Linked DNA regions of Homo sapiens: region 2 is linked to region 1. A link is an interaction called in ENCODE POLR2A ChIA-PET data of the cell type or tissue named here. Cell type or tissue: Panc1. All regions are shown on one strand.

What was found. ChIA-PET counts read pairs that join two places held together with the same protein. Peaks named below come from ENCODE experiments on the same cell type or tissue, not always from the same donor. Only the 100,000 strongest peaks of a DNase experiment are listed, where the experiment ranks them.
Region 2: POLR2A ChIA-PET joins it to region 1 with 6 read pairs; 2 of 35 experiments call an interaction of 5 or more read pairs at or near these places.

What each region holds. Positions count from the first base shown.
Region 1 is chr11:12,191,532-12,194,031 of GRCh38, forward strand. The region is part of intron 3 of MICAL2 (microtubule associated monooxygenase, calponin and LIM domain containing 2); the gene reads left to right. Among named protein-coding and RNA genes, the nearest start is that of MIR6124, 29 kb to the left of the region's middle. RefSeq lists an enhancer at 1,611-1,905. In Panc1, no CTCF peak of the experiment used is centred here; no DNase peak of the experiment used is centred here; H3K27ac peaks cover 771 bases.
Region 2 is chr11:12,649,867-12,652,366 of GRCh38, forward strand. No RefSeq gene overlaps it. Among named protein-coding and RNA genes, the nearest start is that of TEAD1, 23 kb to the right of the region's middle. In Panc1, no CTCF peak of the experiment used is centred here; no DNase peak of the experiment used is centred here.

The DNA.
Region 1 (2,500 bases):
GGCAGGTGGATTGCTTGAGTTCAGGAGTTTGATACCAGCCTGGGTAACATGGTGAAACCCTGTCTCTACAAAGAAATACAAAAAAATTAGCTGGGCATGGTGGTGCACACCTGTAGTCCCAGCTACTCGGGAAGCTGAGATGGGAGGATTGCTTGAGCCTGGGAGGTCAAGGCTACAGTGAGCCGTGATTGTACCACTGCACTCCAGCTTGGGCAACAGAGTGAGACCCTGTCTCCAAAAAGAAAAAGAAAAAAAGAGAGAGATGTTGGGTTATGATAAGCACCATGCAGAAAATAAATGGAAATGTGAGAGAGTAATGGGTGGGGCTGAGAAGGTATCATCTCCAGGGAGTGGGATGTTTGAGCTCAGCCCTGAATGGTGAGAAGGAGCTGTGTTCAAAGATCTGAGGGAAGGGTGTCCAGGGCAGGAGGACCAGCAAGGAGCTCCCTTAGACTTTCAGAGGTACAAAAAATGGCCTCTGGGCTCCCTGAAATAACTTCTTGGAACCCCCACCCCCACCCCCGCCCGCCACCCAAAACCCACCAAGGGCAAGGGGTTATGGGGAGGGATGCATTGGACAGCATGATCTAAGCCTGCATTTGGTGAAAAGACTGAAATATTTACTATCTGGCCCTTTATAGAAAAAAATGTGCTAATCTGAGGGATCTAAGGTCCCTTTCAGCTTGGACAGTGCACACACGTGCAAGTGCAGGTGGGCAGGGCAGCTCGCCAGTGCAGGAAAAGTCAGCTCAGCAGCCTCCTGGGCACCCAGGCTCCAGGTGGGACTCACTCACCACCTTGGAGATACCCCAACAGAGGCAGTGTGTCTGTCAAGCGATGCAAACTGCCATCAGCCTTGAACTGCTGGGATCACAGTGTCCATGTCCCCAAATGGGATGGACTGGACTCTGAGCTCTTAGAGGTCAAAATCTGATTTCACTTAAACGATTTCTCCTCAGAAGCAAGGCACGGTGGCTCACGCCTGTAATCTCAACACTTTGGGAGGCTGAGGCGGGCGGGTGAATCACTTGAAGTCAGGAGTTCGAGACCAGCCTGGCCAACATGGTGAAACCCCGTCTCTATTAAAAATACAAAAATTACCCAGGTGCGATGATGGGTACCTGTAATCCCAGCTACTTGGGAGGCTGAGGCAGGAGAATCACTTGAACCCAGGAGGCGGAGGTTCCAGTGAGCTGAGATCACATCACTGCACTCCAGCCTGGGTGACAGAGTGAGACTCAGTCTTAAAAAATAAAATAAAGGATTCCTCCTGAGAAAGGAGGGAGGAGAGGAGCCGTGGGTCATTGCTACCATTTACTGAGTGCTTGCCATATGCATACGAGGCTATTTTATGAACAATTCTGCAGTGTATTGACTCCATCCCCATAACAACCCTGCCTGGTAGGAACTGCTTTATTCCTCTTTTATGGTTGAGAGAACTGACGTCAGAGGTAATAAGCTGCTGTGTTCAAAGCTACATAGCGAGCAAACAGGCTGCCTGCTTCTAGTCTCAGGTCCCTCACTACACCACCATATCCGCTATTTTCCCAGTGATGTTCATTCAAGGGCTGGTGAGTCTTCCTCTTTGCAGGCCTGAATTAAATCATGTTCAGACTCCTAAGCTGTGTTCATTCAGCACCTGTCTATAGGGCGAGAGACTTCATAGAAAGAGAAGGGGAACACTCTAAGGCTCTTGGCAAGGTGGTTAGCTGTGGACATAGCAGCCGGTCCAGATACGGCTGTAGAATAGCATGGTAGCCTTGCACTCCTTGGCTCCAGCTCTGGGCTGCAGGAACAGCTGCTCAACTCAGATAAGTAATCTCTCCCTTGTTGACCTTAGAGCAATAGGAATTGGTGAAATTGAAGGAATGCCTGACCTTTTCTCATACAGATCCACTTCCAGGCCTCATCATGGCCCTTCTATAGAGGCCAGCCTGAGACAAAGCTGTTGTCCATGGATAGGATCAGCCTTGTCTGTGCTCATGAGTGGTCATGGGATGAGGTGGTGCCAGTAGAGGATTCAAGTGCCTGTGAGGGAGAGAGAAGGGCCTAGAAAGACAGTGGGCCCTAATACTTCAAAGAAAGGTGGCAGAGAGGGCAATGCAGGAGTCACACCTGGCAGTGACTCCCAGCTCCACCCTTTATCAGCTGTGTGAAGCCAGGCAGGTGTAACATGATGGATATGAGTTTCTGCTTTGGAGCTTGACCACCTGGATTCAGATGCCAGTTCCTCCACATACTGTGTGAGGTGACCTTGAGCATGCTACTTGAGCATTTCATGTCTTGGTTTTGTTATCTGGGCTTGTTGTGAGATTTGAATGAACTGATACATGTGACAACTGGTGCTGGATATGGAGTCAGAGTTCAGCACATGCTGGCTATGTTACATCATTTTGCCTCTGGACCTCAATTCCTCAACTGCAAAATGTGAGCAGCAATGCCATTTTCTTAGGAGTTCCTGCAAGGGTTAAATGAGTGAATATACTTCAAGCAGGTCTGG
Region 2 (2,500 bases), 460 kb after region 1:
TCTCAAAAAATATATATTTATACTTTTTTAAAGGTCAACTATACGCTGTTTATATGGACCTGGCACAGTGGCCCATGCCTGTAATCCCAGCACTTTGGGAGGCCGAGGGGGGCGGATCGCCTGAGGTCAGGAGTTTGAGACCAGCCTGGCCAAAATGGTGAAACCCGTCTCCATTAAAAATACAAAAAAATTAGCTGGGCATGGTGGTGGGCACCTGTAATCCAACTACTCAGTAGGCTGAGCCGGGAGAATCGCTTGAACCCAGGAGGTGGAGGTTGCAGTGAGCCGAGATCATGCCACTGCACTCCAGCCTGGGCAACAGAGTGAGACTCCGTCTCAAAAAGAAAAAAAAGAAAGAAAGAAAAGAAAAAAAAAAGCAGGGGGAAAAAAATCCTTTTAAGTATAAAGTTAAGATACATTGAGAGAAAAAGAAGAAACATTGTATTTTGGTGTATGTTCCCTATACACTTGAAAATAATGTGCATTATGCAGTGGTTGGCTGTACTGTTCTATAAATGTCTATAAAGTCAAGTTGATTAATTGTACTTTTCAAATCTTTTATATCCTTAGTGAGTTTTTATCTGCTTGTTCTATCATTTCCTATAAGAGCTGATACCAAAGTTTTCAACTGTAATTGCGGATTTGCACAGTTCTCCTTTTACTTCCATTAATTTTTGCTTTTATATTTTGATACTGTCATTAAGTGCATAAATGTGCATATATACATAAGTGTATATATATGTTCATACATATATAAAAACAAAATAAGACACTAATGAAAGAAATATTACTAAAGTTAAAGAGATTTCATGTAATAAAAAGAAATTGGAAGATTCAACAACTTTTAAGCTGGAAATTTTAACAAGTACTTTGAATAGCAAAAATATAGACTATATTTGTTGAACATAGTAGATTTCAACTATAAATAAAATGTTAAAAGATTCCTAGAATCCTTAGATATTTTGAGATTGGTCACTTAATTTTGAATAGCCCATGGGTCATAGAATTAATCATAATGAATATCAGAAAATATTTTAAACTGAACAAACAGCAAAAAATTTGCTACATATAAAAATGTGTAAGAAGCAGTTACAGCAGTGCCTAGAGAGAAATGTAAAACGTTCAATGTATGTATGAGAAAAAGGAGAATGATTGAAAATAGATTATGAAAGTCTCCAATTTAGGCTAAAAAAAAAACAGGAAACAACCCAAATAAACTAGGATAGATAAGATCTGAAAACAATGAAAGAGAAAGTGAATATACAATATAGAAACTTAACAAACAAAGCCTAGAGTGGTTCTTTGAAGATATTATTAAAATCAATAAATACATAGAAAAATTGATGAAAATAAGGGAGAGAGCACAAATTATGAATTTCAAGAATTCTACAGATAAAAAGATAAAATGATATTATTAAATAATTTAGGGTAATATTTTGACAATTGGGATAAAATAAAATAAATTATTGCACAAATAAAAATATTGAAATAAAAAATACAAATTCTCAATAGTTCCATATCTACAAAATAAATTACATTTGTAATTTATAAACTTTCTCCAGAGAAACCCTCAAACTTAAATGTTCTCACTCTTGAGCTCTTCTAAATATATAATTGAAAAATTATTAATTTTACAGAAGCTCTTTGAGATCATAAAAATTTGACAGCATTTCCCAATTCATTTTATGAGTTAGCCTAATCTTGATACCAAAACCCAAAGAGGACATTCTAAGAAAGGAAAATTATAGATTACCATCTCTCATGAATCTAAACACAGTAATTCTATATTTAAAAATCCAGGGTTATGTAAAAAGAGTAATATATAATGACCAATGGGCTTTTTCCACTAATGCAAGTATATTCATTATCTATTACTGCATAATAACTTACTTCTTCTTCTATTTTTTTTTTTTTTTTTGAGACGGAGGCTCACTCTATCACCCAGGCTAGAGTGTGGTGGTGCCGTCTCAGCTCACTGCAACCTCGGTCTCCTGGGTTCAAGCGATTCTCTTGCCTCAGCCTCCCTAGTAGCTGGGACTACAGGCATGCATCACCATGACCGGCTAACTTCTATAGTTTTAGTAGAGACGGGGTTTCACCATATTGGCCAGGATGGTCTCGATCTCTTGACCTCATGATCTGCCTGCCTCACCCTCCCAAAGTGCTGGGATTACAGGCGTGAGCCACCGCGCCCGGCACTTCAATTTTCATGGTTTAAACAAAAAATATTTATTATCTCACAGTTTCCGTGGGTCAGAAGTTTGATAGTTGCTCAGAAAGGTAGATTTGGCTCTCAGGGTCTCTCATGAGGTTGCAGTTAAGATGTCAGCTGAGGCTGCAGTCATCTGAAGGTCTGAAGAGAACCAGATAGTTTTGCTCCCAAGATGGCTTACTTACATGGCTGTTGGCAGGAGGCTTCAGTTGCTTGACATGTGGGAAAGGATGTATATTTTATGATTTTATTTACATAGAATTTCTAGAAATGACAAAATTATACAAA